2 separate regions of the Homo sapiens genome follow, and region 2 is linked to region 1. The links are chromatin loops, found by intact Hi-C in ENCODE. Cell type or tissue: Caco-2. All regions are shown on one strand. Links, peaks and the distances in the headings refer to the core of each region. The heading gives the core; the rest is flanking DNA.

What was found. Hi-C counts contacts between places; a loop is a spot of excess contacts. Peaks named below come from ENCODE experiments on the same cell type or tissue, not always from the same donor. Only the 100,000 strongest peaks of a DNase experiment are listed, where the experiment ranks them.
Region 2: it touches region 1 in a loop (5-fold over the local background); 2 of 110 quality-filtered maps call a loop at or near these places.

What each region holds. Positions count from the first base shown.
Region 1 is chr7:116,118,963-116,127,364 of GRCh38, reverse strand. It overlaps a transcript of TFEC not described here. Among named protein-coding and RNA genes, the nearest start is that of TES, 87 kb to the left of the region's middle. In Caco-2, for the core only: CTCF peaks have their summits at 3,973 and 4,182 (motif pointing right); no DNase peak of the experiment used is centred there.
Region 2 is chr7:115,969,378-115,977,779 of GRCh38, reverse strand. TFEC (transcription factor EC) reads left to right here. Exons shown (of 8, transcript NM_012252.4): 3 at 3,524-3,610. Among named protein-coding and RNA genes, the nearest start is that of TFEC, 57 kb to the left of the region's middle. In Caco-2, for the core only: no CTCF peak of the experiment used is centred there; a DNase peak (open chromatin) is centred at 3,239.

The sequences.
Region 1 (8,402 bases), core at 340-8,339:
ACGCCTGTAATCCCAGCACTTTGGGAGGCCGAGGCAAGGGGATTACGAGGTCAGGAGATCAAGACCATGGTGAAACCCCGTCTCTACTAAAAATACAAAAAATTAGCTGGGCGTGGTGGCGGGTGCCTGTAGTCCCAGCTACTCGGGAGGCTGAGGCAGGAGAATGGCGTGAACCCAGGAGGCAGAGCTTGCAGTGAACCGAGATCGCGCCACTGCACTCCAGCCTGGGTGGAGTGCAGACTCCGTCTCAAAAACAAAAAACAAAAAACAAAAACAAAAACCAAAGCCCAGACATGTACTGTTTTCAGGAGCTTCATCTAAGTCAAAACCAGTCAGAAAGGTTGAAATTAAGGTAAAGCCCAATAAACTAGAATCTACTACCATTGGAGATTTGGAAGAAATCCGTATTTGGCAATATTTATTTATTTAATTTATTTTGTCGAAGGGTTCTTTTTTCAGGAGTCCTTCATTCTCTTGTCCCAATATCTGGACAGGTTGTTTTGTGTACCCAGGGGACAGTGGTTCTTTAGGTATCATTTGTTCTCTTTTTGTTGAAATAGTTTTTATTTTTTCAATCTCACCCTGCTCCTTTTTTGTTTCCTCCCTCAATTGACTGGGGTATATCATTCAGTGGTGGATCAAAGGAGTGTAAAAGGGAAATAAAATTTTAAGATGTCACCTTTTTGAATATGTCCTTTTTTCTATCCACGCTCCTCCCTAATTACTAATTTAATAATTATATACTAAAAGTCATTTTCTCTCAGATTTTGAAAGTGTATTGCTATTGTGTTCTTTTTTCACTAAAATTTCTTGATAGTGTTCCTTTTTTCATCTCTTGGGCTGGGTGCTTGATGGCCTTTTCCATCTGGAAACTAATGAGCTTCAGTTCTAAAAATAATGTCTTTATTCTTTGTTCATCCCTTTGCCCTCTTTATTTTCTTTTTGGGACTCCTATTAGTTTACTTAATGTTATACTTCCATGATTGAACCTCTATCTTACTTTTTCCCTTCTTTTATTTCCATCAACCTCTTTTATTTCTGCATTTTAAGATAGTCCCTTACATTTATTTAGTGAGTAAAAAATTGATTTGTCCATTTTTAGTGCATCTGGATTTTTATTTCATAAAAGATATTGTTTTATTTTGAGGTTATCAATTTCAGGCTTTGTTTTTTTCTTTTATCCCCTGAACACATTTTCTCATTTTCTTCTGAGTTTTTTTCCTTATACCTTTCTTATTGGGAGATTTTTATACTGCTTGGCTTAAATTCTCCAATGTGTAAATCCCTATCATATTTGAAGAGGACCAAATGCAGGGTGGGGATGTGGGAAGCTAGCTGATCCTAGTCACATTTTCTCATGATCTGTTTTCACTACTGGGCCTCTGTGGTATCAGGGTGGCTCTCCTTGCTGTCCTGTACAAGCTCTGAGATTTCAGTTTGCTCAGTTCTTTCATACTGGCTCTTGATGGTTTGCAAATCACAACTTAGCTTTCATCTCAATTGTTTAATATTGTTAACTGTCAGCTGGATATTTTCTTCTGAAAGGCACTTCAAGCTGCAAATATGTCTTACTGAAGTTGTCCAATCCCCGGAGGCACCAACCTTACCCTCTTTTGGTCTTCGTTTCTCTAAATGGCATTAGTTTTGAGTTCATCCTTGATAGCTCTTTATATTTAATTGAATCAACCAAGTCTCAGTCAATTTTCTTTTTTCTGTGTAGGATCTTTTGGAATTGTCCCTTCCACTCTATCTCGGTCACTACCATACATTCCGCCAACATTACCTCTTTCCTAAACTAATGTATTCTCCATGCTTCCTTATTCAAGACCAATTCATGCATTGCTACCTAATTGTTCCAAAGCACAACCATGATGGTCTTAGCTGCTCAAAAATTTCGATGATTCTTAGTTTGATAGATTAAAGCCAAATTTCTTAACTTGGAATTTAATATCTTCCATACTCTAGTTCTAAGTCAGCTTTCCAACATCATTGCCTATTGTTTCATGTCACATTTTCTATACATCATACTAAAAGGAATGAACTAAGTTCTCACACCCATCCTTGCTTTATCAACTCAGTGCCTTTGTATGTGATAAGTCTGCCTCCAATGCTTTCTCTAATACCCTGCAACCCTGCATATTTAAACCACACCTGCATTTTAAGATAAATCACAGATTATACTTCTTTCATCAAGTAATTTCATCTTTATTGAGGTACCTGCTGTCCATTTCTTATTATACTCACTGTTGCTGAGGGCCAGTTGAGTAATGGATTTACTTTGTACTCACAAAACATCTTATAACATCTTTCTAATTGTGGGCCTTCAGTATTTGTTGAAGTATGAAAATTCAGGCTGTCTGCATAATATGTGGTATAGTTTCTTAAAAATTAATTACAGAATTATTATCTATTGAATACATGTGGATCTTCTCACCCTAGTAAGATACTTGAGGATATAATGCAGGCCATTTGCATTCTTTGTTTACCTCTACCATAGCTTGCACAGTGCCTTGCATACATAGTGCTCTTTTATGGTAAAACAGCAATATATACAGCATAGAAGTAATTGTCCTTCTATGATGCCTTTGAAAATGTCAGTTTGAAAAATTGGGGGAAAATTTACATAGGAGAAGCATTTTCTTTCCTCTCCTCAAGATAGAGTCAGTTGCTACCCCTTAAAATAGTCTAATTATTTTACTGGAGACCTAGTTATAAAACTACTTGCAGTTGCACTAGAAATAGAATTCTGGTGACACTTAATGAGATTTTTCAAGTTCACATTACTTATTCTGCAGACTTCTTCATTTGAGTAGATTATTTAATATTTTATTTGTTTTATTATTCACATTTTAGGGGTAAAATATTTCCATTCACATTCAAAGTTGGTTGAATTATACGCCAAAGTTTGATTGCATAGAACTTTCTCCCAGTCTTGCTATTTCCAGTGTGCAGTTGCCTAACGTATCTGTAATTCACATCCCTGGAGCAGATTTTATGCTGCTGCCCAAGAAGTAAAACTTTGTCCTACCTTAGAATGCAAGTTAACATTTCATTACCTGTTTAATAACAATTTCTTTTTTCCCCCGTTTTTCCCTCTCTTTGTCTGAGTGAGCTCCTTTCACTGTCTGCACCCAAAGTAACTATATTCCATTAAAAACTTTCGTGGTTATATTATACTATATGTTTTGGAATATGTTTAAATGTATCCTGGCATTTTGGGAGATAACTTTTCAATTTGTCACTGGCATTTTACATAATAAAGGTGGATAAAATTAATCTTTTTCCACTCATGGAATATAGTTCCAGCAATCTTTCCCCACTCTGTACTCTCCTTCTTCTTTCCTTGTCACTTACCCATAGACAACTAAAAGTCCTTTAATTGCAGGAATTCTAATCTATCCATTTCTATATCAGTCATTTATTCTTTGAGCTCTTGTGTTATGTTTAATATCATGCTAAGATTTGTGGCAGATATAGACACATTTAAACCATGGAACTTCCTTTGCAGACATAATACTTATAAAACAATTAGACAATAATTAAATCATAAACTTGGTGTTAATAACCATGAATGTAAGAACTTAGAGAAGAAGGAAGTGAACATGATAGGAGTAGTAGGGGAAAAGTTATGAAAAGGTGGAATTTGAGTTTGATAAAAGTACTCAGAAATAGATAAAAAGGGCAGTTGTGTTTGAGATTTGAGTGTGGTGAAGCATCAATAAAGAAAAGTACCCAGTGGGCAGTCATTATGTTTGCAAAAGTGGAGTGTGGGGATATGCGGGTTAGACCAGGCTTGATATAAGTGACAACAGGATCCACGTAAGCATTCAATTTTTTTTTTGTAGGGAAGTGGCATGACAAAAATGATGTTTAAACCCACTATTTCAGGCAAGACTCAGAAGGGCTTGTGGTGTATCATAAAAGATGAGGAACTCAAAAGATGACAAAGTAGCTAATTGCAAAGATTAAAGGTAACTGCAAATAGAATGCTTTCAAGACAAACTAGAATCATAAACTAAGAGAAACTGACTCAGAATGAAAGAAAAAGGAGAGGTTGGATCCAAGGGACAAAAGGAGAGGCTTCAGTGTTTCAATGTTACCTTACGTTCTTGCAACAAACCCCCAATATTTTTGAATTTCAATGCATCTTGTTCAAGTGCAGTTATCTTGCTGGGGCCACTAGGTGGTGATCTTTGTTAGTTGGTAACTTGTAGTTTTTTAAAAAAATGTGAGTTCAGCAATTGCTTGTTTTTGTTTCACACAATCCCTGATATATAACATTCATAACTATGGATATATGTTCATTAATGTTTTCCTTTCTCTGTTTTTTTCTTTTTGATTTGTACTCTCAAGTAAGATGGGGGGATTGGTTAAAAAAATGTAGATCTCAGTTCTCACGCTTGTTTGGCTACTTGGCATTTCCCAACCCTGGGCACTGCTCTAAGGGAGAATGAAGCGGGAAAGGGCATCTATTACATAGCTGACATTTATTGTAGTCATCCACTAGAATTTCCACACTAACACCAGTGTTGGCCACAATGAGGAAAGTGGGGGGAAGGGGCATAGGCAGCTGGGCTAAATAATCATTCACTTGCCATCACCTTGTTCCAGTCGTCCTTAACCTTCATTGCTTCTACTTGCCCTAGAACCTCATCTTCTGCTTCTTATATGCTGGAGTTCATATGCTAAGCCAATGGTTACTTCCTCCAAGTTGAAGAAAGCCTGCTACCTGGCAGATAAAAAGGAATATAACTTGCTAAAGGGCCTGGTACATAGCAGACACTGCCAATGCTTGTTGAATGAGTGATTCAGTGATGAATGAATGAACAAGCATCACTAATGCAGTAGAGGGAAGAGATGTCTTGGTCCCAGAATGCTGAATGCATGTTTCCATGGAAATCTTTTAAAACGTGTAGTGTGCTGTTCAGTGTTACGGGAGCAGGTGTGTATGGCTTACCTGATTTCTTAGACCCCACTTACATAGAAACCTAACCACCATGGCTAACATTGCTCCATAGGAAAATGCTTTTTGAGTTCCAAACATTGAACTTATTAATGAACTTTTGCTAACCTGTGACTTTATAACAAGTTCTTATTAAATGAAATAATAGCACAGTTCATAAAAGTCACTTCTGAAGTGCTTAATCACAGTAACATGTAATTAACAGTAAAGGCTTAAAGTGCAAACAGGGGTCTTATCTATCCAAACACTTTTTTAATGCCAAGTTTCCTGATGATCTTTAATAAACCCTTGCAATTGTAACAACAATTACAATTTCAGTGGCTTCAGTAAGTCTGAAGACTCCTCCATAATTTATTTCCAACATTTCCCTGTAGAGAAGAAATTCTGGGCACCTAGCTACAGCTATACATTTGTTACCTGTTCGGAAAATTAGGTTGTCAATTCACTCTTTAGTAGAAGAAAGGAAGGTTATTTCCTTTCCTCCCAATAGCTACATTTTAATGAATTTTTTATTTTACTGATTTATTCTTGAGTGCTTTTTCCTTTCCATTTGACCTTTTGGACCAATCAGGGCTTTTAGCCAAGGATCAAAGGAATTTGAGTCCTGGCTTAGGCAAATCCCAGACTCATTTCTTTTACCTTATTTCCCTGTCTTATCTCTATCTGAAAAAGATAATCGTCACATAATATTAATCATTTGGCACCCTGACCTCTGAAATAGTGAGTCTGTAAAACAAAATTTCTGGATAGCAAGTCAATATATTTTAATGCCACTATGTCTTAAAATAGTAATTTGCTTCTATATATTTATTTTTTGTTGAAGTGAAATTCACATAACCTAAAACTCACCATCTTAACTATTTTAAAGTGTACAATTTAAGGACTTCCAGTACATTCACAATGATGTCAACCATCATCACTATCTAATTGCAGAATATTTTCGTCACCCCAGAGAGAAACTCCGTGTCCATTAGCAGGTACTCCCCATTTCTCCCTCCTTCCAGCTTCTGACAACCACTAATTGGCTTTTTGTTTCTATGAATTTGCCTATTCTGGACATTTCATGTATGTGGCTTTTGCAATATGTGGCAAAATGCAGCTTTCTGTATCTGGCTTCTTTTACTTAATGTAATATATTCAAGGTTCATTTATGTTGTAACATTAATGGTATTTTATTCCTTTTTATGGATGAATAATATTCCATTGAGGGTATATACCTCATTTTGCAGATTTATTCATTCATTGATAAACATTTGGGGCTGTTTTTACTTTTTTGGCTCTTATGAATGATCCTGCTATGAACATTTGTGTATAAGATTAGTTTGACCATTTGTTTTCAATTCTCTTGGGTGTATACTTAGAAGAGCAATTGCTGAGTCACATGGCAATACTCTAACTTTTTGAGCAACCTACTTTTATTTTTACATATAATAATACTGGTTATCCTTCTGAAAGTTATTAGGTAGGGTTTTTTATAGAACCAGTAAATATTACAGGCACATGATGCATTGGACTGGAACACAATTTATTAGCTCTTATAGCTTTAATCAATAGTTGAGGCCCCAAAGACAGAGTTATTTAGATAGTGAAGATATAAAATGGCATTTCTTCAATCAAAATTACTGAACTATACCTCTCCCTATTCTGTGCTTTCATTCAACAAATATTCTTTGGGTCCCAGCAGTACATTAAGCACTATTTAGGAACTGTGAACACAGGCAAAAGACAAAACAAATTCTATGCTAATGAAACTATGTTTAAGAAAGCAAATAAATAATTTTAGATATGCATAAGTCCTATGGAGAAAATGATGCAGGGAGCTGGCATGCAGTCTCTATCACAGACTGTAAGGACAGTGCTTCTCAAATTTTAGTGTGCATGAGAGTCATCTGGGGATGTTATTAAAATGCAGATTCAAATTCAGTAAGTCTTGGGTGGCGCATGAAATTCTGTCTTTCCAACAAATTCCCAGGTGATGCCATGCTGCTATGAATGGGCAGAAAAAGCCTGACTGAACTAGTGACTTTTCAGTGAAGATGTGAATGTGGAGTGTGCATCAAGAGCCATCCAAGTCAAAATCTAGGAAAAGAAAATTCCATGGAGAGAAAGGAGCTTTTGCAAAGGTTCCATGGAGGGAGAAGTCTTGGTTATCCGAGAAAAAGTTATATGGAATAGCAGCCCATCTTCTTCCCTGAAACACAGGGGTTCTACAAACACAGAACAAGCTAGAAAGCATTTGACTCCCTGTTATACCAGTCACAGCCTATTCTCCACCAACAAATGTAAGAATTCATTCCCAGGCCCAGGTGCAACTTTGCATCAGTTTTCTTTATCTTACCGAATATATTTTTGCAAAAAAATCCTCTTCTCTCATAACATTCACTGCAGCTCTAATTTCTTTTTAATGTTTGGTTACTTTTTTTTTTTTTATCTTGTCTGTTTTACTTAACATTGTAAGCATTTCCAATGTAATTAACTATTCTGAACCATGACTTTATATGGATGTATCAAGCTATATTTAGAAATTCCTGGATTTATATAGTTTCCACTGTTTAAATTCCTTTTGGGAGAAGTATTTCAAACAAGACTATGATAAATTTTATTGTATATAAACCTAAGCCATATCTCTGATTAACTCTTTAGATTTAAAAAATATAATAACTGGATTTTGGTAAATAAAATGTAATTACCCTCTAGAAAAATTGTTCAAATTTTTACATTTATATTATCGGTGAATAGTCCTCATTTCCACTTCATTTACCTCCCATATTAACTGGCTAGTGTAATCATTTTATTTAACTTTTTAATGACATACAATTTACATACAATAAAATTCACACTTTTAAAGTGTATAATTCAGTGTTTTTTTAACATATATTCAAAATATTGTACGTATGATTTGGTTAATTCATTAAATTTATTGTGTTTAAGCTCTCATTTCATTTTTCTTGTTGTTTCTCAGAGATTTTCTATGTAGTTATTTGTATCATTTACAATTAATAAATGCATATTTTAAAATTAATTTTAATTCATATTTATCTTTCCAGACCTATTGCATTGGCTAGATCCATGTTTTTCTCAATTATTGCTAATACTATTTTTCTGTATAATGTAGTTTAGGGGTATTTGTTTTCAAGTCAAATGTGTCTGGGTTAAATATACCACTTCTTAAATGTGTAGCATGGGGCAAATTGCTTATGATTGTTGAGTTTCAGCTTCTCTATTTGGTAAAAATGGGAAGCATTAATAAATTTATTGAAGGATATAAAAAATAAAATGCTTAGCAAAGTGCTTAATGTGTGGTAGATATTGATTCATTTTTCATTGACTTTCTAAAGATCAATGCTGCTCAGGAAATAAAATCAGGTAAAGATGATCCACAATAAAATGCTTGTGCTAATATTAAATTATGCTCATATAAATACTGTTGTCATTGAAA
Region 2 (8,402 bases), core at 163-8,162, 150 kb after region 1:
GTATAGAATTCATGTATATATATGTACTTATCTATAGAAATACATATGTAATTATTATGCATGTATGTCTCTCTCTACATATATCTAGAGTTACTTAGATCACAAACATTTTACTGTTCTTTACTCATTCTTTTGTTTTGTATCAGTTTCATGGTTTTATTTATCTTCTGACTGGAGTACTCCTTAAACTGTTTTTAAAAGGTATTTTTGCCTTAAAGTTTCTGAGTTTTTATATCCAAAAAGAATTTAATTTCATCCACATACTTAAAAGATACTTTGTTGGCTATAAATATGTAGGTTCAAAGTTCTTTACCTTTAATATTTCTAGTATTATCCCATTTTCTTCTTGCACTCAGTGTTGTTAAAAAGTTTTGTTCTTTTGTAAACCTTTATTTTCACATATCTGAAAACATAAATGTTTTCCTTTGTCCTTGAATCTTATACTTTCTATGCCTATTATCTCCATTTTTACTTTTGTCAAGCAATTTGCTCTTTCTTTGTATTCTTATGATCTTAATTTATTATTTTGAGGATGCTTACTTGCGGGTTTGTAATTCTTATTTTGTCTGATCTATTAATTCTGTTTCATCTGATACAAAATGGTGTGTTTTTTGTCTTTTTAAAATAACAAATGGATTCTTGGGTTTTTAATTATGGAGATACTTAGAAGTTGTGAAGGTTTTAGGCTGGGTTTTAGATTTTAACATCCATTAAGATAATGGTAAAACTGAAATTAGGGAAAAAAGTAGTCATGTAGGTAGATGACAGAAATGAGGGATAGTAGTGTTAAAGGCAAAGGCACAGCCTCCAAAGGAGGATGTTTCTCATGTAACAAAGAAAAGTTTCTTTCTGGAATAAGGGAAACCTAAGCATGCTTTATAGTCAACATGAAAAATTAAACAGACCGTGTCATTTATGACGTAAGCTTCCAGAGAGAAAATAGATGAATGACTTATGTGTAACTTTTACTGAATCCACTCCAAGTATCCAAATGAAAAGCACTCCTCATAAATTATGTTTAGCAATCTTCTTTCCTCAAATCTTCTTCACATCTGTTCAGTACAAGGTTTTTGCCCGTTTAGTGGTAGAATATAAGTAAAATATCACAAAATAAAAATTCAAGTTTAATAACAATCAATAATTTACTTAAAGAATTTCAGAGACTGGACCAAACAAAAGAAACAAAATATGCACATCTATTAACCTAGCTTCTTTAAAGATCTCTCTGTGCACAAGGATTTAACATCTGACCATGGCTAGAGCTACACCCTCCACTGTAGTACCCATGAACCACATGTGTCTATTTGAATTTAAAGTTAGTACAAATTCAGTAACTTATTTATTTTTATTTTTTGGAGATGGGGTCTCACTCTGTCACCTGGGCTGGAGTGCAGTGGTGCAATCTCTGCTCACTGTAGACTCTGCCTCCGGGGTTCACATGATTCTCCCACCTCAGCCTCCCAAGTAGCTGGGACTACAGGCACACACCACCACGCCTGGCTAATTTTTGTATTTTTCAGTAGAGACAGGGTTTCATCATGTTGGCCAGGCTGGTCTAGAACTCCTGACCTCAAGTGATCTGCATGCCTCAGGCTCCCAAAGTGCTGGGATTGCAGGTGTGAGCCACTGCACCCGGCCAAATTCAGTAACATTTAAAAAAATTAAATGAAATTAAAATTTCATTTTCGCAGTTACACTAACCACATTTCACGTATTTAGTAGTCATATGAGGGCATGTGGTTAGTTATTACTATTAATACATTGGTCATTTCAGATGTAGGACATTCCCATCATTGCAGAAATTTCTACTGGATACCACTGGCCTTGAGGATTCTGTGATGTCAGTTTCTTGCATACTTTTCCACTTCATCTCTAACCGCTCTTGCCTTTGCGCACTCTGCTCTATTCCCATTAGTGCTCATTCTTTCTCAAACATGTTGAACTTGTTCCTACTTTAGGTGTTTCTTATTGTTTTCCCAAGGATGACCCTTTCCCATGTTAATCTTATGTCTGTTCAAATGTCAGTAAATCTTCTCTGATGCACTTTATAAAATAACAACCATTTTCATCAAGCCGTATCCTCTACCTGCTTTAATTTCCTCAGCCCACTATTTGTTATTAAGCTGTTTATGGGTCTGTTTCCTTAAGACTTTGAGCTGCATAAGAGGAAGAATTTCCTGCTGTTGGCTATGGTAGCTCCAGTTCTAACCACAAGATCTCACAGTAAACATTGCTTAATTAATATTTGTTAAGATATGAATAGTGTTCCATATTTTTTGGAGTATCTTAGTAGAATTCTCCGAACACTCAATTCTCTTAAGTTCCTAGATATCTTGCTTTGAAGATAACATCAATAGAATTATAAAATATTTTTCCATATCTATTAGAGTGTACTCCTGACTGTATCTGCATATATCATGGGAAATTCACAGTACTGTAGTTATATAAATAAAACATTCACAATATATTTGAGTTTATATCACATTTAAAAATTTAACTAAATGGAATATGATGGAAGCAAAGAGAGCTAGAGCAGAGAGAGAGAAAGAGAGAGAGAGAGAAGCAACCATTTTTTTAAACATATAAACTTTAAAAATCTCCCCTAGCTAAAGTACAGAAGGGAAGGAAAGTTTCTATTTTAGAAAAGAACTGAGAAAGGAAATAGAAAGCCAATAAGATTTGGACTATAGAGCCAAATTTCTAGGATGTCAGTCCTTCCTCCACCACTCACTCACTATATAATCTGGGACAAATTATTGAATTTTTTTCTCTCAGTTTCCTTTTCTATATAGCAAAGTACTCATTTCATTGAGTGATTATAAGTATTAAATGAATGATGTATGTAAAGCACTTAGAAGCATGCCTGGTACCTCTCATGCACTATAAAAGTGATTTTTATTGTTACTATTTAAAATGTTCATAATTATTGCTGTTTTTGTTATTGCTATTGCTATTACCTATTATTATTGGTCTTTAGAGAAGGTAGGATGAAATGTTTCCGTCTCTTCTATATCTACAGGAATGTACTGGGTAATATTTAACCATGAATATTTAGATATCCACATGTAAGATGCAATCAGAACATTTTAAAAGAAAAATAAAGTTTGTAGAAAGTAATCTCTGTACATATTAACTATAGGGACCCTATCTGCCTTGAGATATTTCATGATAACCACTCTATTTATGTAGATACTGATTTCCAAGAGACTAGCCCAGGGTGATTTGTCAAGTTGTCACCTGTCAGCCTTTGGACACAAATGCAAGAAAAAGCAACAGACCAAAGATTGTCAGGATTCCTGCATTTTCAATGCTAAAGTAATCTGTGTTTTTATATATATATATATATATATATATATATATATATATATATATAATATTGAGGTTTTATATATATGTATATATAACCTCAATTTAAATTGTCTAAAAACTTTTAAAGATTGCTAGAATTTTTCTCTCTGTTTTCAGACTGAAGCACAACTTTTATCATTATGTACAATATTCTAAATGTATTATATTTTGCTAGATGGAGGACGTTATTGAGGATATAATCGGTATGGAATCAAGTTTTAAAGAGGAAGGAGCAGACTCTCCTCTGCTAATGCAAAGAACAGTAAGTGCTTTCAGACCCAAGAAGGTCATTGAAACAGAAATGAATACACTCTGATAATAAAAATATTTGATTAGCAACTGGTGCTTTTTTCTGCACTTTTTAAACAGACAAGATAAAAGATGAATACTAGAAAATATTTATTGGTGCAGAAAAAAAGGTTATCTAATGGTTGAAGAATATAGTGCTTGTACTAATCTCTCTCTCTGTCTCTCTCTGTCTAATCCTATATACATGCATCTAACTATATATCTAATTTGCTAGCATTTTCTGTAAGGAATTTAATCTTTAGATTTTCTATTTTAAGCACAGCAAGTAATCAAACACTCTTAAAAGGTCATGACTAAATTTTGACTATTTTACCATGACTAATACAGCTTTCAGATTTAGAGGCTCTATACCTTTGTAGAAGAAAGAAAATATTACAACAATGAAAAATATAAATTTACTTCTAAGCCAATAGCCAGAGGTTAAAGTCAAATCGAAAAAGATAGAACAGGCCTCACCCTCCTTTAAAGTATGTAGAAAGACTTCTATGTTGAAATCAGTACAAATTCCTGCAATATGAAGGGATAGTGTATTATCTCCTATTTGCTTGCTATGCGCCTTCTGATTGTTCATTTATGAATCATAAAAATGTTATCTGTAAAGGGTGTGTAAGCTCTTTCAACATATTTTGAAGGATTATTGTTTGTTTGTTTACAGTTTACAATCTTTTAGAGAACAGGAGAAAAAAGAATCTCAAAGATCGCAATTGAATTGTTACTTTAAATATTTAATTTAAAAAAAGTGAATTCTGACTATATTGAGTTGTGGACTATTCATCTATAAGTCAATAGGCTAGACTACATTATGATGGATGTTTTCAATTTAGGGCCTAGAAAAAAAATGGTGGAAGCATCCCTTTTTTCTGTATCAATTCTTAAGTAGACTATCTAATGAGAGAAGTGTCTCTTTCTCCTTTTCTCTAGTATGCAGGACCTCCACATAGTGCTAGTCAAGTCACCAGTACTAACTCTACCTGCTAAATATCAGATGAGGTTTCAAATCTGTTTTTTGTTGCAGGATTTTTTTTCAGTTTTCATTTTTTTAAATATAGAATGATGACTCTACCTTTTTTCTCTTCAGATTTCAAGTAGCCATAGTGACATGAAAACTAATTCTCTAGATACATTTGATATTAATGCTAATATCTCCCTTTCTAATTTCACAGCATGAGGATCCTATTTTCTTAAGCAATATTCAACTTCTGAGCTTGAGGAAATGATATTAATTTCCTGCAGCCTTCTCTTCTTTGTACATGGTACTTACTTCATTGAAATTGTATACTGAAACATTCTCTGTCAAATTATCTACTTGTTTTGTAGAGTCTTTGTAGAATGGTTTACTCAGTAAAAAATTGGTGATGAATTTCATTGGGAATATGTGTTTGATATACACAATGTACTTTTACATAGATGGATACTACTGGTCTAAGTGTATTTACATAAAGAAATATCTGCTGTTAACTAACCAAAGATAACTGATAATTTAGATCCACATGTAAAACAAAGCAGTTCAATTAACCAAATATTTACTGAATACTTATTATATGTAAAGCATAATATTCACACAATATGAGACTGCAAGTTGAGTGAGGCACAATTCACATGTCAAGAGATGACAATATAATGGGGTAGCACAATGAGTTGTACCTGAGAGAGGGCGGGAAAGAATGTGGAACTTGGGTCAAACCCATTTCTAGTCCAGACATTGTGCAAATCACGTAACCTGCCTTTGCTTTGGTATCTATTTCTGTATTATGGGAATAATGAAAAATATTGGTCTCTGAAGGCTGTTTTAATTGATATCTTATAGACTACATGTGTTCATTTTGAATGCTAGTCAGAGATTTGCTCTGCAGCTCAAATGAAGGAGAAACCATGAGAAAGTGAGAATTTTTGGAAGTCCTTTAGAAAGAGGTGATGTTTGAAATATAGTTATGAAGTACTGTATAGTTAAGATTTTAAGAGATAGACATGAAGGCAGAAAAGTAGCAAGTTAAGAGAACAACATAAGGCAAGAAGTGAGAAAAAAGAGAATGTACAAGAATAGCTGGTAGAATAGGGGTAGGAAACTCTGAAGGATTTTTATAGTTTATGTAGATAAAAGCAAAGACTTGTTAGATTCAGAAAAAAGCTTTGAGTAAGTATATTAGCCAGTGAACTTTTGGTTGCAGGTGGTTAACCTGACTCATAAGGGGCTTAAGCATGAAAGGAATTTATTGGTTCATGCCATCTAAAAATCCCTAAGTAATATTGTATGTGGGCATCCCTTTGTAAATTTGTCTCTGTTTTCTTCTGTGCTGGCTTTATTCTCAGCCATTGAACAGACACTGTCATAGCCTATTCCCAGCCATGCATACACTTTTTTCTTGCTAACCTAGTTTTTTTTCAGACATCCATTCCTTCACAAGAAAGAGGAAGTTTCTGATTAATTTAAACCAATTCTGGTGGCCCCATTTCCTTTGCCAGAGATTGTTTTAAGAATGGGCTTGTGCTGCAATTCTGGCAAGTTGAGCAGGATACTGAGACCTGCTTGGAAGTTTTCTTCAGTCTGTAATTTCAAGAAAGAGAAGGCTTTTTGCTTCTCCATGATTTATGGGGCTTCTGTAGCCTTTTTTTTCCCCCCAAAAGGTAGATAAAGTGAGGAAAAACAAAAGAAACAAAGGGAAAGAGAAAATCAACAGATATGGAAAGAAATGCTGCTTATATGCCCCTGGAGAATTATTTTGCCTATGGATATGTAAGGTTTTTTTTTTCTTTATTTTATAAGCCAATTATATCAGGATTTTCTGATTCTCAAAAACAAATGCATCCTAATGGAAACATTCAGTTAGTACGGGATACCTAAGAGGAAGTATTTTTCTTCTTAGTTCCAGTTAAAGCTCTGAGATAATGGAGCAGCTTCTGTCACATATCTATTTCTAAGCCAATGTCTCTGGGTCTTGGGCCTACCCTAGAGCTGTGGCTTGAACAGCCCTCCACAACAAATTGCCCAGACTAAGAGTGAGAACCAAGAAAGCAGTAGTCGTTACCCAAGCAAATGTGAATGGATTCTAGTCAGGCTAAATTAACAGATGTTTATTAAAATAAGCTTCAAAAATGAGAATATTTACCAATAATTATTATTATGTTTACCTACTATATGACATGGGTTGTCTGCGTTAGTCCATTTTACATTTCCATAAAGGAATACCTAAGGCTGGGTACTTTTTAAAGAAAAGGGGATTATTTGCCTCACGGCTCTGCAGACTGTATACGTGAAGCATTACCCTGGTATCTGCTTCTGGTGAGGGCCTCAGGAAGCTTTTAGTCATGGCAGAAAGGAAGGGGAGCCAGAGTGTCACATGGTGAGAGAGGGAGCAAGAGAGAGGGGAGAAGTTGCCATGCTCTTTTAAATAACTAGCTCCTATGTGAATAATTGTCCTAGTTCATTATCTAAAGCTAGCCCTACCATTTGTGTCTGGGATCCCTTCCAAAGGACTTTTCTTCTCTAAATAGCTCCTCCTTCTAGATCATGAATATATGCTGATCTACTGTATTATAAATATCAGCATTTATCAATCTTTAATAACACTCACTAAAAGCAAACCTAACCAAACAGCACCCTTTAAACGCATTTCCTCTCTGGCTACTAGGCTATTTCATGACTCCTTTACATACAGACACAAAAAAACTCACTGCCCCCATTTTCTCCCTGCCTCGACTTCCTTCCCTCTCATTCTCTCCTCCCCAATAGGGCTTTTGTCCTCACAATTCTAAAAGGGCTCTGAAAACCAATCAATAGCAAGCCAATCAATAGCAATCAATAGCAAACTAATCCAGTAGCAAATTCTCCATTGTCACCTGACTTGGCTCCTCAGTGGCATTTAACATGGTTCACCACTTCCTTCTTCTTGAAGAGCTATCTGGGGTTCTGTGGATTCTCTGATTTTTCACTCATTTTACTGGTTCTTTTTCTTCTCACAGATGTCTAAATTCTGGAGTGTCCTAAGGCTCAGTCTTTGGTCCTCTTTTCTCATATATCAATACATGTCCTATAGGTAACATCAACACATCTCTAGCCTAGATCAATCCCCTATATGCCAGACTTATATATTCTACTGCTTACTTGATATCTTTTGTGGTTCTAACAGGTATCTTAAACATAGCATGGCTGAAAAGAAGTCCTTCCTCCAAAATCTGCTTTTAGTTGATGTGAAAGAAACAAACAAAAATGGTCATTCTTTGCTTTTCTCTCTCTTACTCCCATACTCACATCTATCAATATGTTTTTGTAATCTACATCCAAGATTTCCAGAATCTCACAGGTTCCTATCATGTCCTCTTGTAAAACAAGTTCCATCATCTCTCCCTACAGCCACAGGCTCTGACCTAGCTTTCCTGCTACATTTTGTTCCCTTACAGCTGTTCTTCACAGAGCAGCCAGAATAATCTTCCTAAAGAAATAATCAGATCCTGTTTCTCCTTGCTTAACATTTTATTAACTTTCTGAAATATTCGGAATATAATCCAGACACTTTATTATAGTCAGCACTTCCCTTTGACTTCAGGGTCTGGATTCAATGGCATCCTTTCTCCTCAAACATGACAGGAATATTATCATCTTACAACCATTGCACTTCCTTTGCTTAGTTTGGAATGCTTTTGTCTCAGATCTTTGCATGGTTACCTCTTTATGATTCAGATCTTTAGTCAATGTCAGCTTGTCAAAGGGGCCTTTCACAATTACCCTAACTCCATGACTCCTCAAA